Linked DNA regions of Homo sapiens: region 1 is linked to region 2. Evidence: read pairs that join two places in POLR2A ChIA-PET (ENCODE). Cell type or tissue: PC-9. All regions are shown on one strand. Each heading gives the region's core, and the rest is flanking DNA. Links, peaks and the distances in the headings are about the cores only. Region 1 has its middle 43 kb from the start of RNF187. Region 2 has its middle 7.7 kb from the start of MIR4666A.

Region 1 (16,633 bases), core at 6,104-11,103, 58 kb before region 2:
CCCTTGGCCAACCCCAGGCATTCTAATGATAGAGACACCAACGAGACTCTAGGCATTCTAAAGGGAGAGAATACTGGGCAACCTTAGTAATTCTAATGAGACACCTGGGCAACCTCAGGCATTATAATGTGAAAAACTCCAGACAAACCACAGGCATTCTAATAATAGAGACACCTGGGTGACCCCATGCATTCTAATGGGAGAGACTTTCGGCCAACCCCAGGAATTCTAATGATAGAGACAAATGGGTGACCCCAGGCATTCTAATGATAGATACACTTAAGCAGCTCGTGGCATACTAATGGGAGAGACACCTACCTGACCCCAGGCAATCTAATTACAGAGACACCTGGGCAACGCCAGGCATTCTAATGAAAGAAACTTCTGGTTGACCTCATGCATTCTAATGATACAGACAACTGAGCGATCCCAGGCTTTCTAATGGGAGAGATTCCTGGCCAACCCCAGTCATTCTAATGATAGAGAAACCTGGGTGACCCCAGGCATTCTAATGGAAGAGATTTCTGGCCGACCTCAGGCATTCTAAAAATAAAGAAAGCTTGGTGACCCCAGGTATTCTAATGATAGAGACAACTGGGTGACACCAGGCACTCTAATAATAAAGACACCTGGGCGACCATAGGCGTTCTAATGATTAAGACAGCTGGGCAACCTCAGGCCTTCTAATGGAGAGACTCCTGGCTGACCCCAGGCATTCTAATTTGAGAGACTGCAGGCAGACCCCAGACATTGTATTGATAGAGAAACCTGGGTGACCACAGGCATTCTAATGATAGAGACCACTGCGTACCCCAGGCATTCTAATGATAGAGATACCTGGTCCACCACAGACATTCTAATGGGAGATGCCCCTGGCCAATCCTAGGCATTGTAATGATAGAGACAACTGGGCAACCCCAGGCATTCTAATGGGGGAGACTCCTGGCCAACTTTAGGCATTCTAGCAATAGAGACACCTGAGTGAGCCCAGGCATTCTAATGGAATAGATTTTTGGCTGACCCCATGTATTCTAATGATAGAGACACCTGGGTGACCCCAGGTATTCTAATGGGAGAGACTCCTGCTGACCCAGGCATTCTAATGATAGAGAGACCTGGGCAACCCCGGGCATTCTATTGGGAGAGACCTCAGGCCAACCCCAGGCATTCTAATTAAAGGGACAACTGGGCGACCCCAGGCATTCTAATGATAGAGACACCTGATGGATTACAGACATTCTAATAGGAGAGACTCCTTGCCGACCCCAGATACTGTAATGACAGATGTCGGGGTGATCAGACTCAACACCAGGTCATGGGGGTGATGAAGTCCGGCAGAGTCAAAGGAATGAGAAAAGACTGTTTGAGAAAGAAAGTGGGTCTAGGGGGCCAATGCTAGTATGGAGGCTGTGAAGGCCCCGAGCTCTGGAAGCCCAGACTATTTATTGGTGATCAAGCAAAGAAACGGGTGATGAGAATGTGGGGGTCAAAAGGGCAAGCACATGATCTACAGCTGTGATGGTTTAGCATTTCCTTTGAAGCATATGGGACATATTCTGCTACTTGAGATAATGGGGAGCATGTTCTTCTAGTTTAAGCTAGAAGCAAGGAGCCAGCAAGTCTAGACTCATTCCAGAGGCCACGAGAGGTTTTATGCTCTGAGCCCTGGACATCATGTCAGACATGCAAGCCCTGCCTCAGCTTTTTTCCCAACACTCAGCTTTTTCCCAACAGAAAGAGACATGTGGGAGACCCCAAGCATTCTAATGGGAGAGACTCCAGGCCAAACCCAGGCATTCTAATAATAGAGACTTTTAGGTTACCCCAGGCATTCTAATGATAGAGACACTGGAATGATTTCAATCATTATAATGGGAGAGACTCGTGGATGATTCCAGGCATTGTAATGACAGAGACACCTGGGTGACTACAGAAATTCTAATGGGAGAGACTCCTGGCTGACCTCAGGCATTGTAATGATAGAGACACCTGGGCGACCCCAGGCATTCTAATGAGAGAGACTCGTGGCTGACCCTTGGTATTCTTATGATAGAGACAACTGGGCGACCCCAGGCATTCTAATGGAAGAGACTCCTGGCTGACCACAGGCACTCTAATGATAAAAACACCTGAGCGACCCCAGGCACTATAATAATAGGAACACTTGGGCCACCCCAGGCACTCTAATTGGAGAGACTCATGGCCAACCCCAGGCATTGTAATGATAGAGACAGCTGGGCGACCTCAAGCATTCTAACCAGAGAGACACCTGGCCAACCCCAGACATTCTAATGATAGTAACAACTTCTCGACCCCAGGCATTCTAATGGAGAGATTCCTGGCAGACCCCAGGCATTGTAATGATAGAGACCCCTCTTCAACCCTAGGCATTCTAATGGGAGAGACTCTTGGCTGACCCCAGGCATTCTAATGGTAGAGACACCTGGACAACCCCAGCCATGCTAATGGGAGATACTCGTGGCTGATTCCAGGCATTGTAATGATAGACACCTGGGCAACCACCAGCTTTCTATGGGAGAGACTCCTGGCCAACCCCAGGCATTCTAATGATAGAGATATCTGGGCTACCCCAGGAATTTTAAAGATAGAGACACGTGACCAACCCCAGGTGTTCTTACAGGAAAGACTCCTGGCTGACCTCAGGCATTCTAATGATAAAGACACTTGGCGACCTCCTGCATTCTAAGGACAGAGACATCTAGCCCACCCCCAGGCATTCTAATGGGAGAAACTCCTGGCCGACCCCAGGCATTCTAATGATAGAGGCTTTTGGCCAACTCCAAGCATTCTAATGGTAAAGACAACTGTGTGACCTCAGGCATTCTAAGGATAGAGCCACCTGGCTGACTTCTGGCATTGTAATGGGACTCCTGGCCAACACCAGTCCTTCTAATGATAGAGACACATGGGTGACCTCAGGCATTCTAAGGATAGAGAAACCTGGCCGACCACAGGCATTGTAACCAGAGAGAATTTTGGCCAACCTGAGACATTCTAATTATAGAGACTCCTGGGAATCCTCAGGCATTCTAATGATAGAGACACCTGGGCAACCTCAGGCATTCTATAAAGACACCTGGCTGACCCTAGGAATTCTAACAGGAGAGACACCTGGCTGACCCCAGGCATTCTAATCAGAGAGACACCTTGGCGACCTCAGGCATTGGAAGGATAGAGACACCTGGCCGAATTCAAGCATTCTAAAGGGAGAGACTCCTGGCTTGACCCCAGGCATTCTAATGATAGAGACTCATAGCTGAGCCCAGGCATTCTAATAATGGAGACACCTTGGCCACCTCAGTCATTCTAAGGATGGAGACACCTCGGCGACCTCAGGCGTTCTAAAAATAGAGACACCTGGCCAACACCAGGCATTCTAACAGGAGAGACTCCTGGCCGACCCCAAGCATTCTAATGATAGAGACTCCTGGCCAACCACAGGCATTCTAATTATAGACACACCTGGGCAAACTCAGGCATTCTAACGATAGACACCTAGCCGACAACAGGCATTCTAACGGGAGAGATTTCTGGCCCTCCTCAGTCATCCTAATGATAAGACACCTTGGTGACCTCAGGCATTCTAAGGATAGAGAAACCTGGGTGACCCCAGGCATTCTAACCAGAGAGACTCCTATTTGGCCAAACAGATGTCTGGCCATCCCCAGGCATTCTAATGGGAGAGATGCCTGGCCAGCCTCATGGATTCTAATGATGGAGGCTTCTGGCCAATGCCAGGCATTCTAAGGACAGAGACATCTGGCCGACCTCAAGCATTCTAACTGAAGAGACTCCTGGCTGACCCCAGGCATTCTAATGATAGTCACCTGGGTGAACTCAGGCATTCTAATGAGAGAGACTCCTGGTTGAGTACAGGAATTTTAATAATAGAGATGCCTGGGTGACCCCAGGCATTCTAATGGGAGAGACTCCTTGCCGACCCCAGGCATTCTAATGATAGGGACATCTTAGCGACCACAGGCATTTTGTTGGGAGAGACTCCTTGCCGACTGCAGGCATTCTAATGATAGAGACACCTAAGCGACCCCAGGCATTCTAATGATAGACACACCTGGGCAACTCCAGGCATTCTAATGGGAGAGACTCCTGGCTGACCCCAGGCATTCTAATGATAGAGACAACTGGGTGACCCCAGGCATTCTAATGAAAAAGACACCTGGGCAATTCCAGGCATTCTAATGATAGAGACACCTGGGCAACCCCATGCATTCTAATTTGAGAGACTCCTAGCCGACTCCAGGCATTATAATGATGGAGACACCTGGGAGACCCTAGACATTCTAATAAGAAAAACTCCTGGCCAATTCCAGGCATTCTAATAATAGAGACATCGGGTGATCCCAGGCATTCAAATTGGAGACAGACTCTGGGCCGACCCCAGGCATTCTAATGATAGAGACACCTTAGCGACCCTAAATATTCTAATGAGAGAGAACCCTGGCTGACCACAGGCATTCTAATAATAGAGACAACTGGGCAACACTTGACATTCTAATAATAGAGGCTCCTGGATGACCCCAGGCATTTTAAAGGGAGAGACTATTGGCTGACCCCAGGCATTTAAATGATAGAGACACCTGGGCAACCTCAGGCATTCTAATGGAAAAATCTTTTGTCTGAATGCAGGCATTCTAATGATAGAGACACCTGGATGACCCCGGGCATTCTAATTATAGAGACACCTGGGCAACCCCAGGCATTCTAATGGGAGAGACTCCTGGCTGACCCCAGGCATTGTAATGATAGAAACACCTGGACAACCCCAAGTATTCTAATGAGACAGACTCCTGGCCAACCCAGGCTTTCTAATGATAGAGGCACCTGGGTGAACCCAGTATTTCTAATGATAGAGACATTTTGGCAACCACAGGCTCTCTAATGGGGGAGATTCCTGGCCACCTGCAGGCATTCTAATGATAGAGACACCTGGGCAAGCCCAGGCATTTTAATAAAAGAGACTCCTGTCCAACCCCAGGCATTGTAATGATAGAGACACCTGGGGGACCCCAGGCAGTTTAATGGGAGACACTCCTCATCGACACTAGGCTTTCTAATGATAGAGACACCTGGGTGACCTCAGCATTCTAATAGGAGAGACTCCTGGACAAATCCAACCATTCTAATGATAGAGACACTTCTGCGACTACAGTCATTCTAACAGGGGAGACCCCTGGCCAACCCCAGGCATTCTAATTATAGAGACATCTGGAAGACCCCAGGCATTCTAAAAATAGACACCTGGGAGACCCCAGGTATTCTAATGGGAGAGACTACTGGTCTACCCCAGGCATTTTAATGGTAGAGACACCTGGGCGACCTTAGGCATTCCAATGGGAGAAACATTTGGCCAACCCCAGGCATTCTAATGAGCGAGACACCTGGGCAACTTCAGACAGTCTAATGATAGAGACACCTGGGTGGCCCCAGGCATTCTAATGGGAGAGACTCCTGGCCGACTTCAGGCATTCCAATGATGGAGACAGCATGGCAACCTCAGGCATTCTAATGGAAGAGACCCATGGCCAGCCTTAGGCATTCTAATAATGGAGTCACTTGGGTGACCCCAGGCATATTAATGATAGAGACACCTGGGCAACCCCAGGCATTCTAAAAAGAGACTCCTGGCTGACCCCAGGCATTCACATGATAGAGACACCTGGGCGACCCCAGGCATTCTAATGATGGAGACACCTGGGAGACCCCAGGCATTCTAATGGGAGAGAATCTCTTCTGACCTGTGGCATGGCAATAATAGAGACACCTGGGCGACCCCAGGCATTTTTTTTTTTTTTTTGAGATGGAATCTGGCTCTGTTGCCCAGGCTGGAGTGCAGTGGCGCATCTCTGCTCACTGCAAGCTCCACCTTCCAGGTTCACGCCATTCTCCTGCCTCAGCCTCCCATGTAGCTGGGACTACAGGTGCTGCCACCATGCCCAGGTAATTTTTTTTGTGTGTTTTGTTTTGTTTTGTTTTTGGGACGGAGTCTTGCTCTGTTGCCCAGGCTGGAGTGCAATGGCGCGATCTTGGCTCACTGCAAGCTCCACCTCCCAGGTTCATGCCATTCTCCTGCCTCAGCCTCCCACGTAACTGGGATTACAGGCGCCTGCCACCACACCCGGCTAATTTTTTTGTATTTTTAGTAGAGACGGGGATTCACCATGTTAGCCAGGATGGTCTCGATCTTCTGACCTCATGATCCGCCCGCCTCAGCCTCCCAAAGTGGTGGGATTACAGGCGTGAGCCACCACACCTGGCCAATATTTTGTATTTTTTTTTTAGCAGAGATGGGGTTTCACTGTGTTAGCCAGGCTGGTCTCGATCTCCTGACCTCGTGATCTGCCCGCCTCACCTCCCAAAGTGCTGGGATTACAGGCGTGAGCCACCCCGCCCAGCTGACCCCAGGCATTCTAACAGGAGATACTCCTGGCCGACCCCAGACATTCTAATGATATATACTTTTGGCTGACCCCCGGCATTCTAATGATATAGACACCTGGCTTACCTCCGGCATTCTAAGAATAGAGACACCTGGCTGACCCCAAGCATTCTAACTGAAGAGATTCCTGGTCAACTTCAGACATTCTAATGATAGGGACATCTGGCAACCTCAGGCATTCTAAGGATGGCAACACCTGGCCGACCCCAGGCATTCTAACAATAGAAACGCCTCGGCAACATCAGACATTCTAAAGATAGAGACAACTGGCATTCTAACAAGAGAGACTCCTGGCCAAATTCAGACATTCTAATGATATAGACCCTAATGATATATCTAATGATATAACAGGAGAGACTCCTGACCAACCCCAGGCATTCTAATGATAGAAACACCTCAGCGACATCAGACATTCTAAAGGTAGAGACAACTGGCATTCCAACAAGAGAGACTCCTGGCCAAATTCAGACATTCTAATGATATAGACCCCTGGCTGACCCCAGGCATTCTAATGACTGAGATTCCTGGCCTACCCCATGCATTCTAATGGCAGACACGCCTGGGTGACCTCAGGCATTTTAAGGATAGAGATACCTGGCCAACCCCAGGCATTCAAATGAGAGAAACTCCCGGCTGACCTTAGCCATTCTATGGCTAAGATGTCATGGTAATGACATCTGGGCAACATCAGGCATTCTAAGGGTATAGACAGCTGGCCAACCCTGGGCATTCTAATGATGAAGACTTCAGTCCAACCTCAGGCATTCTAATGATAGAGACATCTGTGCAACCTCAGGCATTCTAAGGGTAGAGACACCTGGCCAACCCCAGGCATTCTGAAGAGAGAGACTCCAGGCTGACCTCAGGCATTCTACTGATAGAGATGCTTCGTGACCTCAGGCATTCTAAGAATAGAGACACCTGGTTGACCTCAGACATTCTAACAGGAGAGACTCCTGGCTGACCCCAGGCATTCTAATGATAGAGACTCTTGGCTGATTCCAGGCATTCTAAAGATAGACACACCTGGCCGGCCCCAGGCATTGTAATGGTAGAGACTCATGGCTGACACCAGGCATTCTAATGATAGAGACACCTGGGCAACCTCAGGCATTCTAAGGGTAGAGACACCTGGCCGACCCCAGGCATCCTATTGGGAGAGACTCCTAGCCAACCCCAGGCATTGTAATGATAGAGACTGCTGGCCAACTCAAGACACTCTAGTTATAAAGACACCTGGGTGGCCTCAGGCATTCTAAGGATGGAGACACCTGGCTGACCCCAGGCACTCTATCCAGAGACTCTAGGCCATCCCCAGACATTCTAATGATGGAGATACCTGGGTGACCTCAGGCATTCTAAAAATAGGGACACCTGGCCGACCCCAGTAATTCTAATGGGAGAGATTCCTGGCCAACCACAGGCATTCTAGTGATAGATACTCCTGGCCAACCACAGGCATTCTAGTGATAGATACTCCTGGCCAGCCCCAGGCATTGTAATGATAAAGACACCTGGGTGACCTCAGGCATTCTAAGAATAGTGACACCTGGCCCAATCCAGGCATTCTAATGGGAGATACTCCTTGCCAACCACAGGCATTCTAATGATAGAGACACCTGGCTGACTCCAGGCATCCTAACGGGAGAGACTCCTGGCCGACCCCAGGCATTCTAATGGGAGAGACTCCTGGCTGACCCCAGGCATTCTAATAATAGAGATTCCTGGCCCACCCCAGACATTCTAATGATAGAGACACCTGGGTGACCTCAGGCATTCAAAGGATAGAGACACCTGGCTGACCTAGGCATTCTAACAGGAGAGACTTCTGGCCTACCCCAGGCATTCTAATGATAGAGACTTCTGGCTGACCCCAGGCATTCTAATGATAGAGACACCTGGGCAACCTCAGGTATTCTAAGGATGGAGACACCTGGCCAATTCCAGGCATTCTAAAGAGACAGACTTTTGGCTGAACTCAGGAATTCTAATGAGAGAGATACCTGGTCAAACTTAGTCATTCTAAAAACAGAGACATCTGGCCCACCCCAGGCATTTCAACAGGAGAGACTCCTGGCCTATCCCAGGCATTCTAATGATAGAGACTCCTGGCTGACCCCAGGCATTTTAATCATAGAGACACCTGGGCAACCTCAGGCATTCTAAGGATAGAGACACCTAACCAACCCCAGGCATTTTAACAGGAGAGACTCCTGGCCGACCCCAGGCATTCTAATGATAAAGATTCCTGATCAACCACAGGCATTATTATTATAGAGACACCTGGGGGACCTCAGGCATTCTAAGGATACAGACATCTGGCCGGCCCCAGGCATTCTAATGATAAAGATTCCTGGCCAACCACAGGCATTATTAGTATAGAGACACCTGGGGGACCTCAGGCATTCTAAGGATACAGACAGCTGGCCGACCCCATGCATTCTAATGGGAGAGACTCCTGGCTGACCTCAGGCATTCTAATGATAGAGACACCTGGGCAACCTCAGGCATTCTAAGGATAGAGACAACTTGGTGGCCTCAGGCATTCTAAGGATAGACACACATGGCCGGCCCCATGCATGTTAACAGGAGAGACTAGTGGTTGGACCTAGGCTTTCTGATTTTAGAGACACCTGGGGGACCTCAGGCATTCTAAGGATAAAGACACCTGGCTGACCCCAGGCATTCTAACGGGAGAGACCCCTGGCAGACTCCAGGCATTCTAATGATAGAGACACCTGGGCAACCTCAGACATTCTAAGGATAGAGACACCTGGCTGACTCTAGGTATTCTAACAGGAAAGACTCCTGGCTGACCCCAGGCATTCTAATGATAGAGACACCTGCATGACCTCAGGCATTCTATGGATAGAGATACCTGGCCAACCCCGGTGACTCCACAGTGACTCCTTGGCCCCTGCAATGCCACCATCCAAGGACAGAGGTGGTGCATGTGGAAGCAGTGTGGGGGACCCCAATGAACCCCTAATTTCACCTACCCTGCCCCCAGGTTAGCCCAAGCCCAAACACAGATATAGCCAAGGTTCAGTGGAGTGGGCATGACACAACCCCACATCTCACCTTCTAGGGACCAGTGGCTACTGGTGGGCACAGACTCCTCAAGCTCTGATGCAGCAGGTGCCACCCAGCACCCCAGCTTATGTCCAGCAAGGCAGCAGAAGCAAAAGCACAACTAAACTCAAAAAATTGGACATGGGAAACAGGCACAAGAAGTGACACCCACAGGTCAAAGGTCACCAGAAGCACCAGCACTTTACCACTGCACAAAACCTCAACAGGCACAGACGACACCACAGCACTGGCAACAGACAGACGCAGGAAGGGCAGAGGAGTAAGTCAGTTTTGGTACAGTTGCAAAAGATATCCAAGAGCATGGCCTTCTGGTTGGCTCACAGCTTGGCTTTTTTTTTTTTTTTTTTGTCTTTTTTAAACTAAGTTTTATAAATAATGTCTGATAACTCTGTGTATGTACAAACTAAACTCCAACAGCCACAAAGAATTTTCTGTAAGTTTACAAGAAAGGGACTTTTTTGGGATTGTTTTTCTTTTTTTTTAACTAGCAAAGTTTCTATTATACTTTCTTCCCTTTTCCATTTAGATGGTTAAATCGTCTTCTTGCCTGTTTTTTTCTAAAAGACAGTTTTATAAACACTCTGCAGCTCTTTTTTTCTTTAACATTTAAACATATAATTAATTTAATAACTTCGTAAAAGGGGTTTCTGTCTTTTAAATAAAAGGCTATGTAACCACACAAATAGGTCATGTAAACAGTGTCACGGGATCCATCGCAGGGCACATTGGGCTCACCCTCACATAAGCGCACAACCTACAATTTGGTCTCGTTTAGTACAATGGGACAGGCTTGAGCGGACAGCCCCTGGTCCTAGCTGCATGCCCCCAGCACCACTGTGCCCAGGCTGGTGGTCCATCCATCAGGGCCCTCAAAGCTACCCTACTCTCAAAGTAAAGCTGAGCTGCCCTCCCGGGGCTAAGGAAAGTGAAACTCTCCCCATTCTCTAGCACTTGCTGTTCTTGTTTTTTGAAGGCTATAGTTGTCATTCATTTCGTTACTTTTCCAGAGTGTTTTTGCGGAGACCGTATTACTTGTATGTACTTGCTGGTGTCTGTATCTGTGGCTCGTGTTTATTGAGTGTTTTGACAGCAATTTGCTTGAATGCCAGGAGCTAAGAAAGAAAGAAAAAAAGAAGAAGAAACAAAATCTCGCCTCTTCCTCTTTCTGTGACTGGCTCTGTGCTGGGGCATTCCTTTAACGTGTCCAGGCTGTCAACAACTGCTCCAGTCTTTGCTTTCTGTTGAACTGTGCCTGGTGATCAGCCAGTGCTGAAAATAAGGCTTTCTTTAGGTCTTTAGGTCTTATCAGACAATGTCCCCTGGCTCCAGGCATGCATAGGGCTTTCTCAATTCCCCAGTATACCTGGGTGCTTTTGAATACCCTAATTTCTAAAAGAAATGTTCACTCCTGTTTCTCCCCCTGAGCTGTATATATGGTCTATTGTAGATGTCAATACATACAATATTGTAATGTATTCTTCCAGGTAGCAGCAGACTTTTTATTTATTTAACATCTTCTTTGTTCTTTTTTTTTTTTCAGATGGAGTCTTGCTCTGTCCTCTAGGCTGGAGTGCAGTGGCAAGATCTCAGCTCACTACAACCTCTGCCTCCTGGGTTCATGCAATTCTCATGCCTCACCCTTCCAAGTAGCTGGGACTACACCTGTGTACCACCGTGCCTGGCTAATTTTTGTACTTTTAGTAGAGACAGGGTTTTGCCATGTTGGTCAGGCTGGTCTTGAGCTCCTGACCTCAAGTAATCCACCCACCTCAGCCTCCCAAAGTACTGAGATTACATGCCTGAGCCACCATGCCCAGCCTTACTTAACACTTCCAAGCAATTCCTGCCAGATTTCCACATTGACTGGGTTCTGACTTGGACAAAACAGATGAGAGCCTTGTTTCAGAACTTTACGTAGCCCCCAGATAGATTGGAACATAGAAACATGATAATTTGCAAATAAGATCTCCACTCCCTCTGGAACGTGTGACCAGGGCCCCACACTGGGAACTCAGGTTGTTGTCTAAAAGACTGGCACCAAGCCAAGGAGAGGTTGGAGCAAGGACAAGTAAACTATCCACCAGGCTTTCCTTCCATTTTTCACTGTTGTTTATTCTTCTTTACCTGGTTCCTGTAAACCCTTGACAGTTTTGAGGGGGGTGGAGCCAAGATGACCAAATAGGAACAGCTCCAGTCCACAGCTCCCAGCATGAGCGACGCAGAAGATGGGTGATTTCTGCATTTCCATCTGAGGTACTGGGTTCATCTCACTGGGGAGTGTTGGAAAGTGGGTGCAGAACAGTGGGTGCAGCGCACCGAGCATGAGCCAAAGCAGGGCGAGGCATCCCCTCACCCGGGAAGTGCAAGGGGTCAGGGAATTCCCTTTCCTAGTCAAAGAAAGGGGTGACAGACGGCACCTGGAAAATCGGGTCACTCCCACCCTAATACTGCGCTTTTCCAATGGTCTTAGAAAATGGCACACCAGGAGATTATGTCCTGCACCTGGCTTGGAGGGTCCGACACCCACAGAGCCTTGCTCATTGCTAGCACAGCAGTCTGAGATCAAACGGCAAGGTGGCAGTGAGGCTGGGGGAGGGGCGCCCGCCATTGCCAAGGCTTGATTAGGTAAACAAAGCAGCCTGGAAGCTCGAACTGGGTGGAGCCCACCACAGCTCAAGGAGGCCTGCCTGCCTCTGTACACTCCACCTCTGGGGGCAGGGCATAGCCAAACAAAAGGCAGCAAAAACCTCTGCAGACTTAAATGTCCCTGTCTGACAGCTTTGAAGAGAGTAGCAATTCTCCCAGCATGCAGCTGGAGATCTGAGAATGGACAGACTGCCTCCTCAAGTGGGTCCCTGACCCCCAAGTAGCCTAACTGGGAGGCACTCCCCAGTAGGGGCAGACTGACATCTCACACGGCCGGGTACTCCTCTGGGACAAAACATCCAGAGGAACCATCAGGCAGCAACACTTGCTGTTCACCAATATCCGCTGTTCTGCAGCCTCTGCTGCTGATACCCAGGCAAACAGGGTCTGGACTGGACCTCCGGCAAACTCCAACAGACCTGCAGCTGAGGGTCCTGACTGTTAGAAGGAAAACTAACAAACAGAAAGGACATCCACACCAAAACCCATCTGTATGTCACCATTATCAAAGACCAAAGGTAGATAAAACTACAAAGATGGGGAAAAAACAGCAGAAAAACTGGAAACTCTAAAAAGCAGAGTGCCTCTCCTCCTCCAAAGGAACGCAGCTCCTCACCAGCAACAGAACAAAGCTGGATGGAGAATGACTTTGATGAGGTGAGAGAAGAAGGCTTCAGACAATCAAACCACACCAAGCTAAATGAGGAAGTTCGAACCAATGGCAAAGAAGTTAAAAACCTTGAAAAAAAATTAGACGAATGGCTAACTAGAATAACCAATGCAGAGAAGTCCTTAAAGGACCTGATGGAGCTGAAAACCATGGCAGGAGAACTACATGATGAATGCGCAAGCCTCAGTAGCCAATTTGATCAACTGGAAGAAAGGGTATCAGTGATGGAAGATCAAATGAATGAAATGAAGCAAGAAGAGAAGTTTAGAGAAAAAAGAATAAAAAGAAACGAACAAAGCCTCCAAGAAACATGGGACTATGTGAAAAGACCAAATCTACGTCTGATTGGTGTACCTGAAAGTGACGGGGAGAATGGAACCAAGTTGGAAAACACTCTACAGGATATTATCCAGGAGAACTTCCCCAACCTAGCAAGGCAGGCCAACATTCAGATTCAGGAAATACAGAGAATGCCACAAAGATACTCCTCGAGAACAGCAACTCCAAGACACATAATTGTCAGATTCACCAAAGTTGAAATGAAGGAAAAAATGTTAAGGGCAGCCAGAGAGAAAGGTCGGGTTACCCACAAAGGGAAGCCCATCAGACTAACAGCTGATCTCTCGGCAGAAACTCTACAAGCCAGAAGAGAGTGGGGGCCACTATTCAACATTCTTAAAGAAAAGAATTTTCCACCCAGAATTTCATATCCAGCCAAACTAAGCTTCATAAGTGAAGGAGAAATAAAATCCTTTACAGACAAGCAAATGCTGAGAGATTTTGTCACCACCAGGCCTGCCTTACAAGAGCTCCTGAAGGAAGCACTAAACATGGAAAGGAACAACTGGTACCAGCCACTGCAAAAACATGCCAAATTGTAAAGACCATCGAGGCTAGGAAGAAACTGCATCAGCTAACGAGCAAAATAACAAGCTGACATCATAATGACAGGATCAAATTCACACATAACAATATTAACCTTAAATGTAAATGGGCTAAATGCTCCAATTAAAAGACACAGACTGGCAAATTGGATAAAGAGTCAAGACCCATCAGTGTGCTGTATTCAGGAAACCCATCTCACAGGCAGAGACACACATAGGCTCAAAATAAAGGGATGGAGGAAGATCTACCAAGCAAATGGAAAACAAAAAAAGGTAGGGGTTGCATTCCTAGTCTCCGATAAAACAGACTTTAAACCAACAAAGATCAAAAGAGACAAAGAAGGCCATTACATAATGGTAAAGGGATCAATTCAACAAGAAGAGCTAACTATCCTAAATATATATGCACCCAATACAGGAGCACCCAGATTCATAAAGCAAGTCCTTAGAGACCTACAAAGAGAATTAGACTCCCACACAATAATAATGGGAGATTTTAACACCCCACTGTCAACATTAGACAGATCAACAAGACAGAAAGTTAACAAGGATATCCAGGAATTGAACTCAGCTCCGGACCAAGCGAACCTAATAGACATCTACAGAACTCTCCACCCCAATTCAACAGAATATACATTCTTTTCAGCACCACACCACACCTATTCCAAAATTGACCACATAGTTGGAAGTAAAGCTCTCCTCAGCAAATGTAAAAGAACAGAAATTATAACAAACTGTCTGTCAGACCACAGTGCAATCAAACTAGAACTCAGGATTAAGAAACTCACTCAAAACCACTCAACTACATGGAAACTGAACAACCTGCTCCTGAATGACTACTGGGTACATAACGAAATTAAGGCAGAAATAAAGATGTTCTTTGAAACCAATGAGAACAAAGACACAACATACCAGAATCTCTGGGATGCATTCAAAGCAGTGTGTAGAGGGAAATTTATAGCACTAAATGCCCACAAGAGAAAGCAGGAAAGATCTAAACTTGACACCCTAACATCACAATTAAAAGAACTAGAGAAGCAAGAGCAAACACATTCAAAACTAGCAGAAGGCGAGAAATAACTAAGATCAGAGCAGAACTGAAGGAAATAGAGACACAAAAAACCCTTCAAAAATCAATGAATCCAGAAGCTGGTTTTTTTTAAAAGATCAACAAAATTGATAGACTGCTAGCAAGATTAATAAAGAAAAGAGAGAAGAATCAAATAGATGCAATAAAAAATGATAAAGGGGATATCACCACCAATCCCACAGAAATACAAACTACCATCAGAGAATACTGTAAACACCTCTATGCAAATAAACTAGAAAATCTAGAAGAAATGGATAAATTCCTCGACACATACACCCTCCCAAGACTAAACCAGGAATAAGTTGAATCTCTGAATAGACCAATAACAGGCTCTGAAATTGAGGCAATAATTAATAGCTTACCAATCAAAAAAAGTCCAGGACCAGATGGATTCACAGCCGAATTCTACCAGAGGTACAAGGAGGAGCTGGTACCATTCCTTTTGAAAGTATTCTAATCAATAGAAAAAGAGGGAATCCTCCCTAACTCATTTTATGAGGCCACCATCATCCTGATACCAAAGCCTGGCAGAGACACAACAAAAAAAGAGAATTTCAGACCAATATCCCTGATGAACATCAATGCAAAAATCCTCAATAAAATACTGGCAAACCAAATCCAGCAGCACATCAAAAAGCTTATCCACCATGATCAAGTGGGTTTCATCCCTGGAATGCAAGGCTGGTTCATCATACGCAAATCAATAAATGTAATCCAGCATATAAACAGAACCAACGACAAAAACCACATGATTATCTCAATAGATGCAGAAAAGGTCTTTGACAAAATTCAACAATGCTTCATGCTAAAAAGTCAATAAATTAGATCTTGATGGGATGTATCTCAAAATAATAAGAGCTATCTATGACAAACCCATAGCCAATATCATACTGAATGGGCAAAAACTGGAAGCATTCCCTTTGAAAACTGGCACAAGACAGGGATGTCCTCTCTCACCACTCCTATTCAACATAGTGTTGGAAGTTCTGGCCAGGGCAATCAGGCAAGAGAAGGAAATAAAGGGTATTCAATTAGGAAAAGAGGAAGTCAAATTGTCCCTGTTTGCAGATGACATGATTGTATATCTAGAAAGCCCCATCGTCTCAGCCCAAAATCTCCTTAAGCTGATAGGCAACTTCAGCAAAGTCTCAGGATACAAAATCAATGTGCAAAAATCACAAGCATTCTTATACACCAGTAACAGACAAACAGAGAGCCAAATCATGAGTGAACTCCCATTCACAATTGCTTCAAAGAGAATAAAATACCTAGAAATCCAACTTACAAGGGAAGTGAAGGACCTCTTCAAGGAGAATTACAAACCACTGCTCAATGAAATAAAAGAGGATACAAACAAATGGAAGAATATTCCATGCTCATGAGTAGGAAGAATCAATATCATGAAAATGGCCATACTGCCCAAAGTAATTTATAGATTCAATGCCATCCCCATCAAGCTACCAATGACTTTCTTCACAGAATCGGAAAAAACTACTTAAGTTCATATGGAACCACAAAAGAGCCCGCATTGCCAAGTCAATACTAAGCCAAAAGAACAAAGCTGGAGGCATCATTCTACCTGACTTCAAACTACACTACAAGGCTACAGTAACCAAAACAGCATGGTACTGGTCCCAAAACAGAGATATAGACCAATGGAACAGAATAGAGACCTCAGAAATAATGCCACATATCTACAACTATCTGATCTTTGACAAACCTGACAAAAACAAGAAATGGGAAAAGGATTCCCTATTTAATAAATGGTGCTG
Region 2 (11,533 bases), core at 784-5,783:
TAGGGGAATTTCAGAGAACAGCTTCATCCAGTGCTTTGGGAGAGACAGAAGATTGGGAGACAGGAAGGAGGGGAAGGTCAGAGAGACCTGGAGGCTTCTTATTCAGTTCAGCATGTCAAAGCGCTGGGGTATCAGTTTCTGAGCCCCAAAAAGAGCAAACAGCATTCCTGGCAGGATAGAGGAATGCAAGTGTAGTAACCATGCCTTTGATTTTCTATATTTTCAGAGGCTTTGACATCCAGGGCCTCACTGGCCATGGAGGGACAGCTTCTCCCGGGGACAATTTTATAGCTAGAAAAAAAAATTTACAGCTAGAAAAAAAAATTACTGGGATTGTGCATTTCATATACAAACTCACCAACCCAGAGCCCACAGCCCCAACCACTCATCTATGGAGCTGTCACACTCCAGGCCACTATCGTTCTCTCTCTGTTATTTTGGTTGGCACTCCAAATTTTCTATGTGTAAATGGAAAAAGGGTGAGGGGGATCACAAAATGTTGAAATTGAGAGATGTCTTTGAATGGCACAGTCCAGCCCCTGTGTCTTATATAAAAGGAGACTAAAAGGAGTACATCAGGTTAATACCTACACATATTGCCAACCTGCCAAAACTGAAGACTCTTTTAAAAATTTCCCATTTGCATTTTTCTGCTGTCGGAATTGCATTGCATTGGAGGACACCCAGCTGGTGTCCACTGGGGAATCTATAGAATTGCTTTCTTGGTGTGTGGCCCAAAGCATCCCAAGGTTAGGTACCCAGAGCCTGCTGGGCTTATTCAAACCAGCCATTGTGAGCTAGCTTAGTCTGCCTTGCCTGCTCCTTCCAGTGAAAGCCACAGTAAAGGCTCCTGCCCACACTTTCCCCTCCCTCCATCTGCCTCTTAACTGACCCTGGCGCTATCCCTCGTGGCATCGAAGGCTTAGCAATAGCAAACCCCTCCTCTTGGGAACTGTGAGTAATAAACTATCTTTTCAATGGTGTTTGTCTCCTGATCTGTTGGCCTCACTGTACCTGAGTAATTTTTTTTTTAATTTTTTATTTTTATTTTTATTTTTTTTGAGATGGAGTCTAGCTCTCTCTCCCACTCTGGAGGGCAGTGGCACGATCTCAGCTCACTGCAAGCTCCTGGGCTCACACCATTCTCCTGCCTCAGCCTCCCGAGTAGTTGGGACTACAGGCGCCCACCACCATGCCCAGCTAATTTTTTGTATTTTTTAGCAGAGACGGGATTTCATCGTGTTAGCCAGGATGGTCTCGATCTCCTGACCTCGTGATCCACCCACCTCAGCCTCCCAAAGTGCTGGGATTACAGGTGTGAGCCACCGTGCCCGGCCTTTAATTCTATTTTTAAAAAGTGAGAGGAGGCCCAGAAGAAGAGATGGCAGGGAGTCCTGGCTGGGCTGCAGGATTAGGATTGTGGGTGGGGCATCCAGGGACCATGTACATAGTGAGGGCTTACACAATAGAGATGTGACCAGGTGCTGGAATTTCTCAGTGCCCCAATGCAGAAACATGAACTGGTTGGAGGGAGACCAAGTGCCAGGGAGGAAGTTCCTAGGCCAGATGGGGGACTCATCTAGAATGCCTGCCCGTGTGTGAGCAGCACCATGGTGCTGAGCTAGGGAGAGAAGTGTGGCCATTGACTAGAAATGGAGAAGAGTGAGATGACACCACCAGGGTTTCTATGTGGTGTGCGTCCCTTGGAGTGGAGAGCTGGGGTGAGAAGGTGAGTTCAGTTTTGTAGAAGATTCAGCTTGAGGCTGGAGCCTTTGAGGAGTGTTTTTAAATCTCACTGGGGGCCGGACACGGTGGCTCACACCTGTAATCCCAGGACTTTGGGAGGCCAAGGCAGGAGGATCACTTGAGGTCAGGAGTTCGAGACCAGCCCCCTGAGGATGTAGAGTAAGAAATGTTAGGTAGGTGTGTGGATATCAGAACCACATTTTGGGAAACCCTCTCCCCAAAAATTGTATAGCCCATAAGGAGGAATTTAGGGAAGTTGTTACTACAGGTGGGGACAGGGTGGTGTTAGAAGCTAGACAGGAAGAACAGGAGGGAAAAGCATTCAGAAAGCACTTGTGTAATTGGATGCACAGCTCTCCCTTGGACAAGGCAGCGTGGGTTAAGGGTGCTGACCCCTGTCCAGTTGAAAATCCAAGTATAACTTTTTTTTGAGTTGGGGTCTCACTCTGTCGCCCATACTGGAGTGTAATCACAGCTCACTGCAGCCTCGAACTCCTGAGCCCAAGCAGTCTTCCCACATCAGTCTCTCAAATAGCTGGAACCACAGGCCTGAGCCACCATGGCCAGGTAAATTTTGTATTTTTTATTTTTTTGTGCAGATGTGATCTTGCTATGTTGCCCAGGCTGGTCTCAAACTCCTGGCCTCAAGCAATCCTCCCACTTTGGCCTCCCAAAATGTTGGGATTACAGGCGTGAGCCATGGTGCCTGGCCTTCACATATAATTTGACTCCCCCAAAACTTAACTACTAATAGGCTACTGTTGGAAGCCTTACCAATAACATAAGCAGTCGATTGAGGCAAATTTTGAATGTTCTATATATTACATACTGTGTCCTTACAATACGGTAAGCTAGAGGAAAGAAAATGTTATTAAGAAAGTCCTAAGAAAGAGAACATGTAGTTACTATTCATGAAAAGGAAGTGAATCATCATAAAGGTCATCCTCGTGGTCTTCACACTGAGAGGCTGCAGAGGAGGAGGAAGGAGAGGAGGGCTTCATCTCGCTGTCTCAGGGATAGGGGTAGCAAAGGCTGGAGAAAAGCGGTGTATCGGTAACCCTCAAAGGTCAAACTCTGGTTGCTCAAGGGTCAGCTGTACAGTTGAGAACCCATGCAGGTGTAGGCACAGGGTAGATAAACGGTTAAAATAGCAAACCAAACAGGCCACAGCCCTCCTGCTAGAGAAAGTATAGGAGTTTCTTACTTTTCTGGAAGGAAGAATTTTTTGATTACGTGTTAGAATTTATTTGATGGTCCAGCACATTAATGACATCATGTAGGGGGAAAATACCCTCCACCCCATCAATTCTTAGTTGAAACTGACCCCTGTTATAAAAGACACATTAGCAAGAGGCACAAATAGCAGCTTACTAGCAGCTACCTTTCCTAGATACATGCGTGGCCCCCAGAGAATGGGTAGTCCTCAAAGAGGTGGCTTTGAATTCCCGCTTTTATGGTATCTTCAACAAAGAACAGTAAATCTGCAGAGAAGTGACAAGATAAGAGAGATGAACTTTGAGTCTCTAGGAACAGCAACTTGGAGAAAGGCACATAAAGGACACATGAAGTCTAGTTAGTAGCCCTTGCTAATGCAGATCCCCTGGTAGCATCTCCAGTCAATAAAGGTGCAAAGTTGTCTTCAGTGCTAACCTCCCTTCTCCCTGGTGAAGTGGGGTGGGGGCTGGATGCCTTCTGTAAATCCATGTCCTGCTTTTAGCCACCCAGAGGGAGGGCAGTGAGCTCTCCTGTATACTTTCTTCTCCATTGCCCTGAGCCCAACAATCCCTCATCTTGCAGGAGGCATATTCTGCTCTTCCACTGGAACAAAATGCCCCCTAGGGGTGACTTAAGAAGACAGCAGGGTGCAGAATCTGAGGCTACAAAACAAGACTAGAAGACTTGGCTGGGGAGTCCAGTCTAGACTCAGGTTAGCTTTTTTTTTTTTTTTTGGAGGCAGTATCTTGCTTTGTCACCTACGCTGGACTGCAATGGCACGATCACAGCTCACTGCAGCCCCCTACTCCCAAGCTCAAGCGATGGCCCCGCCTCATCCTCCCAAGTAGCTGGGGGACGATAGGCGCAGGCCACCACGCCCGTTAACTTTTTAAATTTTTTTGTAGAGACGAGGTCTCGCTATGTCGTGTCACCCAAGCTGGTTTTGAACTCCTGGCCCCAAGTGATCCTCCAGCCTCCTTTGGAGGACACAGATGGACAGGGACCCGGTGGCCAGCCCATTTTCCCATCCCGGCCTGGGAAAGAAGCGTCAAATGCACTCGGGAAAATAACCCACTTCACCTAGTTAATGTCTTGGGCGGTTCTGGGAAAAGCGTTTCTGCGCAGTCCAGAGACCTGGACCTTCATCTCCAGCCTGCGCCCCACGGAGGCGGCACCGGAGCCGGCTTCCTTAGGTGTGTTGGTGACGTGCTGGGCGGGTCTGGCGGACCAGCCTCGCACCTCCTCGGGCGCAACGCGAGTGGGTTCCGTCTTGGGTTCCTGCGCGAAGGGGCAGCCCAGGCTCAGGGCATGCGGCGCCAGGGTGCTCTGCTTCACGAATGCCGGGGTACCGCAGTGCTGGGGTGCCGGACGCAAGGGTGTCAGATGGGGTGCTGCTGGGATTATAAGGGTCACCAGTTGCAGGGATGCTGGGGGTGCTGGGGTTACAGGGGTGTGGGGGCAGAGGATATGAATGCAGGGGTGCAGTGGTACCCGAGTGCAGAAGTGCAGGGGTGCCGGGAGCAGAGTTGTCAAATGGTGTGGTGCTGAGTTCACAGGGGTGCCAGGGATAGAGGGAAGCCCCGGCACCAGAGTGCAGGAGTGTTGGGATGCTGGGGCTGCAGGGGTGCCGGGGAAGATGGGTACGCAGTGCAGGGGTGCCGCGGTGCTGTGACGCCCCAATACTGAGGGGTGCAGTATCCAGTTGGTTCTAAATTCATTCTCACCCGCCTCACACCACAAACCAATTGGCTGATGCGCCTTCTCGAGCTTTCCAAAGCCACCCTTCATTCCGCTGCCTCTCTGCGACCCTCGGTTTTATTTCTGAGTTTGGAATTTGTTGTATTTCATGCACGTTTGCGCCTTAATGTTTTCTCCCCAATCTTTGCATGTCACCAAGATTTCTCGACCCCCGTGTGGCACAGGGATGAGGCTGCTTCGGGGTTTACAGGGTGGAGGAGGCCGGCTTGCGTGTTCCTCAGGGTAAATCGGGGATCAGTCCAGCTCCCCTCCCCACCCATCCCCCGGAGCCCCTCCCCCAACTCCTGCTCCCCTCCCCGCCACCCTCCCCCACCCCCCTTCCTCCCCGCATACTTCTTGTCTCCCATCTGAGAGCCCCTCCCCTCCCAACCCGCCCCACCCCGGTATCCCCCACTTGCCCACCTCCTCCTGCACTCCCCCTGCACCCCTCCTAGCCCACCGTAGGGCACCCCTCCCCGCACACTCCCCGGCTCTCCCTTCCCTGGTGGAAACCACCTCTCCTGGTTAAATAATAAATATTTATTATTTATTATTTATTACATAAAATTCCCTTATGTCTTGTGATAGGTACGTTGCCGGTTTCCATATCTTCTCCAAATGCTGCTTGAAGCCACCAGCTTCGCAGTCAGCAGCCCGTAAGATATTTAATTGCAGTACGTAAGAAGAGAAATCTGTGGTATAATATTAGCTTGGGGAAGGGAGATCACTGGCCTTGAAGAGCTTTTCGCCAAAAGCTACTGTAGGGCAGGAGCTGCTTCGCTGGGTGGACAGGGCCACCAAAGGCCGCCGTTCAGGTTACCCCAAACCTGCTGCTCAGGGAGCACGCCTCGGGTTCCCAGGCTGGTGCCCTCGCCCGGGCCTGCCTCTGTTTCACTGATTGGCTTTCATGCTCCTGCTTTGCTTCTGCATCCACACCACCTGTCGCTGGCATTTGCAGCTCTTTTCTAAGTGCTGAAATGCAATGGAAATGAGCACAAAAGCTGCTCCTGCGGACGTGGGCGCTGGGAATCAGCCGGTGTGCCTCCTCGACTTGGTCAGAGGGCCTGCCCTCTTGGGCATCAGGTCCCCGGGGGCACCGGCCTTTGTCCCCCGTGCTCCGAGCGCTGGGCTGGGGAGCTCCCAGGTGCTGGCCCGGCGCAACCCGGTGCCTTTAAGCAGGGTGGGGGCGCGCCGGGAGGAGGTTGCTCTCAGGCGCCCCAGGAGTCGCCCCTGATGGAAACGCGCCTTGGCTGTGGCAGGAGGGCCTTTGTCCATAGGATGTCAACTGGAAGCCCTGAGAAGCGCAAGGCTGCCCAAACCCTTTTTTCCTTCTTTGCAATCCTGCAAGCATTACGGGAGGCCCCAATGTTCCCTGCAGAACTCCATAGCACACCCTGTCATTTCAGCCACTCCCAGTTCCTCCGCTTTAAATCGTACAAGGTTCCCTCTAGTCCTTGAGAAGCCTGGAAGCCTGTCCTCTCTGTATCTGTAGGGTGCTGTCCCTCACACAGATCCCACTCTACCGGTGGGGTCTGGATGGAGCATGTGCATTTGCCATTGCAACGTGCAATTTTATTAAATGCTTAAAAAAATAGAGACAGGGGTCTCGCTATGTTTGCTAGGCTGGTCTTAAACTCCTGGACTCAAGGGATCCTCCTGCTTGGGTCTCTCAAAGTGCTAGGATTACAGGCCTGAGCCACCGTGCTGCACCTGTATTAAATGCTTGTTTGTAAGACTTAAAGGGACCTGGCTTCTTGGCTGGTGGGGAAAGCGCTCACTGCAGGAAGCCCTCATCCTAGTAGAGAAGCATACATCATCTAGAGCTGCACAAAAATCTAAGGTGTAAAGATGGACTGATTTCATGCATTCAGTTATTCATTCAACACATTTGTGGACTGGCTTCCAGCCCAAGTACTGTACTCTAGAACGATTAAAGAAGTGCGGGGGGCAGGGGGGAGGTGTTTATTATTTTTCTTAATCATCTAAACCTGGTCACTAAGCTAGAGGCCACTGTTTCTTTTTCTTTTTTCTTTCTCTTTCCCTGTCCTTCCCTCCCTCCGTCTCCCCAACTGTCCCTCTTCTTTCTTTACTTCCTTCTTTCTTTCTTTTCCTTCCTTCCCTCTCTTCTTTTTTCCTTCTTTTCTTCACATGAGGAAAGCTTCAAGTTTACTCCATAGTGTCCGTCTGCCAATACATCATGTTGGTCTTGATCCGAGACACTGTCTCAATTGGCTCAGGCTGTTCTAACAAAATGCTACAGAAGGGGAGACTTAAACAACAGAAATTTATCAAAGTCTTTGGGGGAAAAGAGACCTGTGTGGGAAACATAGAAAAACCCTGTCTCTACAAAAAAAAAAAAAATTAGCCAGGCATGGTGGCACGTACCTATAGTCCCAGCTACTTGGGAGGCTGAGATAGGAGGATTGCTTGAACCCAGGAGTTTGAGGCTGCAGTGAGCTATGAATCACACCACTGCACTCTGGCCTGGGCAACAGAGCAAGACCCTGTCTCAAAAAAAAAACACACACACACACACACACACACACAAAAGACATTTAATACAAACTGCACATTACAGTTACATAACACATACATTTTGTGTCGTTATTTTCCCCCAAAGAGTGCTGATTATCCAAGGCTAGTAGTCTGAGATCAGGGTGTCAGCAGGGTTGGGTTTTGTGAGGTCATTCTTACTGGTTTGCACCTAGCCATCTTCTCCCTGTGTCCTCACATGGTGCTAGAAAGCGATATCCTAAAATGAAGACCTCTGAAGCAAAAAACTTTCTCTGATCTCCTGCCTTCCTGTCTCAGTCCCATTCTCCCCCAGACTGGCCATAGAAACTAGAATACCTCTTCCCCAAGGCAGGTCATAAAAACCGCAACCCCTTTTCCCCACAGCCAGACACAAATCCTAAAAATATTACTCTAACTCCTGCCTTTCTGTGCAAATGCTGACCATAAATTCTCTGGGCCACCTTGTCTGGTTGTACGTCATAAGACTCCCATTCCACAGAGGGTCCTGTCTCATACCCAAGAGGAAGGAATGCCACGCAGAGAGGCCAAGAAGAATCTAGACAGACAGGGCTTGCTGGATGTCCCCACTCAGTGTATTAGCAGTAGATCATGCCCAATCCTATTTCTACATAGCAGTCCATATTTTGTTGAACCTAAGCATTAAAATAGACAGCTTCTTCTGTATTCATTCTGAAGGCTTTTTTGTCACACTAAACTATGATCAAATAAATGTGTATGCCTTTTCTCTTTTAATCTGTCTTTTGTCAGCTGATTTTTAGTGAATCTTCAGAGGGCAATAGGAAAGTTTTTCCTTGGGCCCTGCAGCAGAGAGAAAGAGAAAAGCAAGCTGTCTTGTGTCTCTTCTTATAAGGGCATGAATCCTACCATGCCACTCCACCCTCATGACATAATCATCCCCCAAAGGCCCCACCTTCTAACACCATCACCCTGGGGATGGGGGTTTTCAACCTAGAAATTTGGAGGGAACGCAGACATTGAGTCCCTAGCAATCACCACCCATGAGAACCAGGACTGATTTCCTGACACCACCAAGCAGCCACCATATGGTGGGCAGAGCAAATCCTAAATCTTAGTACCTGAAAGACATATTCTTACCCAAAGTCCTTAGAATGCCCACCTCCTGTCCCACTCCAAGTTTTGTTTCAAACCTTTCCACACCAGTAGGAAGCCAGGAAGCCTTAGTAAGAACCTGGTGGGAAGACCAGCATCTCACTGGGCTGGCAGGACCAAGGCAAGCAGTGCTATATATGTACATATATTAACGTTTGTTAAACCATGGTGAGGAAGGCTTCATTCAGGACGGTGGAGTAGGATTAGGACCATTGCAGTGGGATTCTGCAGCAGGGTAGAGAGATTGGGCTCAATTCTGAGTACCGCACTGACAAGTGGAAATTTATAGACAGGAGTAGGGTAGATTAGTGGATAGAACAGTATTAAGAGGAGACATCAGGGCCAAGTACGGTGGCTCATGCCTGTAATCCTAACACTTTGGGAGGCTGAGGAGGGTGGATCACTTGAGGTCAGCAGTTTGAGACCAGCCTGGCCAATATGGCAAAACCCTGTCTCCACTAAAAATACAAAACTTAGCCTAGCATGGTCAGGCATGCCTGTAATCCCAGCTACTCAGGAGGCTGAGGCAGGAAAATCATTTGAACCCGGGAGGTGGACGTTGCAGTGAACTGAGATTGTGCTACTGGGCAACAGAGCAAGATTCCATCTCAAAAAGAAGAAGAAGAAGAAGAAGAAGAAGAAGAAGAAGAAGAAGAAGAAGAAGAAGAAGAAGAAGAAGAAGAAGAAGAAGAAGAAGAAGACATCAGGTGTGAGGGGGATTCTGGGTAAACGAACCTCACATGGCTCTTGCTGGAGGCAGGCAGGGTGATCAGATATCACCTGGGGATGGAGGATGAGGAACCCCATCAGATAGCACAGAGGGCGATCAGATATTCAGAATCAGGGGTTCTAGTTAAACTGACTTAGCGGGGCTCTTCCTAAAACTGGATTTCACAAGAAAGTGCACAGATGGACCCAGGAGGAGGTTCTGGAGCCTGACCAGAGTTTGGCCAAGCAGAGAATCTTTGTCAAAGGGCTGTTTGAGAACTAAATTGAATCAAGTATTTATTAAGTGGTTACCTAGCCAGCTCTTAGTGAGCACTCTAGAAATGCTTGGTAAATCAACCACATATTTCAAAAGGAAGCAGATAAAGTGCTTAATGCTGGGTATGCCCAAAGCCATTCAGGGAACCCACAGTCTCAAGATGCCCAGAAGACCTCAGAGGACAGACTTGAATGTAGAGGGTACTGCCTCAGCTCACAGGCTTATTCACAAGCAGATACTGACTGGGCCCCTGCTGGTGCCACACTCTGTGCTCTGGAGCCTCAGACATGAAAGCCACATCCTTCCCTGTGAGTTAAGCTTAGTCAGCATGCTAGTGGGAGAGAAAGGTTTGTGCTACATATTTACGTGATGGATCTGCCCGGGGCATAGAGCAGGCTCTGCTGAGGTAGCCCAAGCTGCTTATGGCTGGATCAGTCCTAAGAAGGAAAGGCGCTAACAGGAATTAAGCACAAAATAGATGCTGGGCACCCTGCCCGCTGCTTCACACTCATTAATGCTCAGCAACGCTATCAGGCGGGCACTGGCAGCCTTATTTCACAGATGAGTATATGGAGGTGTGGAGAGGTAAATTATCTGCCCCAGCTAGGGCAGATAAATGACCTCCGGACTAGGGCTTCTCAAATCGTCAAGTGCACACAAGTCTATTTAAAATGCAAATTCTAACTCAATCAGATAGGAGTGGGCCTGAGATTCTGCTTTTTTAACCAGCTCTTCAGTTGAAGCTGAAATACACAACACCTTACGTTTCTTCATTGGGAATTAATAGAATGGCGGGGAGAGGGGCGCAGCTCGGAGACAGTGCCTTCTATAAGCCTGCGCTCTGACGGAGTTAGAGCAATCACAGTACCCACCTCTCGGGGATACCGGGAAACAAATGAGATCGCCCATAGCAATCCCTTTGCATTACGGCTGTCACTTCGAAGGGGTTTGGGGAGACCTTAAAAACAATAGGAAAGACTAAGTTTCATTTGAAACCCATTCAATTTCTCCAGTTAAAACTCTGCCTCATGACAATTCCAATTGAAGTACCTTAGCATGTTTTCTGTACTATTTTCTGTATTTCCTAACGAACCGTTTGGATTTACAATTGAATTCTGAGAAGAATGCATCTCTTTGATCTTTGGAGGAATGGAGGGAAGGGCAAGAAACGAAGGGTTAAGGTCGTTGCAAACTGCCATTCCCACCGCCACCTCCCCTTCTAAATAAGCACTAACTACCCCTCCCTAGCTGTGGGCCTCAGAAAAAAAAAATGCCCCCATGTATGTGCCTCACAGCCAGAGAAGACCTCAATTTGGGGTTGCAACCGTTTTTCAGTTTCTCTTTAGCTACCTCCAGATCCGCTGCAGACACAAAAATCTCCAGGTTTAAAACAAAGGCTTTGAACAAAGATGCGCAACCTCAGCTCCGGCGCGCGGCGGATATGCCTTGGGATTGGTTGGACCGCCGTCCAATAGGAAAGAAGAACCGGACTCTGCTATTTACAGAAATTCCTCCCAGTGGCGGCCGCGGAGTCAGGCCGTCCAATCAGACACTACAAATTTGGAGCCTTAATTTGAATATAAAGATGGCAAATAGCCCTGCCGGCCCCGCATCCGCGTTCGTCTAGGCGCTCTTGTCACCTCGCCATGCCGGAGCCATCGCGGGCGGCTCCGGCTTCTAAAAAGGGCTCCAAGAAGGCCATTACCAAGGCGCAGAAGAAGGACGGCAAGAAGCGCAAGCGCGGCCGCAAGGAGAGCTATTCTATCTACGTGTACAAGGTGCTGAAGCAGGTGCACCCCGACACCGGCATCTCGTCCAAGGCCATGGGCATCATGAACTCCTTCGTCAATGACATCTTCGAGCGCATCGCCAGCGAGGCCTCCCGCCTGGCGCACTACAAACAAGCGCTCCACCATCACGTCCCGCGAAGTGCAGACGGCCGTGCGCCTGCTGCTGCCCGGCGAGCTGGCCAAGCACGCCGTGTCCGAGGGCACTAAGGCTGTCACCAAGTACACCAGCTCCAAGTGAGGTGCGTCCCGGCGCCCCGAACCCAAAGGCTCTTTTCAGAGCCACCTCCAAGCTCCAAAAGGAGCGTGCCACCTGGTCTGGTTGTGACCTGTGATTCAATTGGAGTAATGAGGGAAAGTAGACTGAGCCGTGGGGGCGCAAGTCTTAGAGACAAAATTAGGCTTCTTGTTTGTAACG

The links. ChIA-PET counts read pairs that join two places held together with the same protein. Peaks named below come from ENCODE experiments on the same cell type or tissue, not always from the same donor. Only the 100,000 strongest peaks of a DNase experiment are listed, where the experiment ranks them.
Region 1: POLR2A ChIA-PET joins it to region 2 with 5 read pairs; 7 of 35 experiments call an interaction of 5 or more read pairs at or near these places.

Annotation. Positions count from the first base shown.
Region 1 is chr1:228,521,929-228,538,561 of GRCh38, reverse strand. No RefSeq gene overlaps it. Among named protein-coding and RNA genes, the nearest start is that of RNF187, 43 kb to the right of the region's middle. In PC-9, for the core only: no CTCF peak of the experiment used is centred there; a DNase peak (open chromatin) is centred at 8,011.
Region 2 is chr1:228,464,036-228,475,568 of GRCh38, reverse strand. It overlaps the pseudogene H2BC27P. Among named protein-coding and RNA genes, the nearest start is that of MIR4666A, 7.7 kb to the right of the region's middle. RefSeq lists an enhancer at 4,208-4,718. In PC-9, for the core only: CTCF peaks have their summits at 3,378 and 3,584 (motif pointing left); a DNase peak (open chromatin) is centred at 3,578.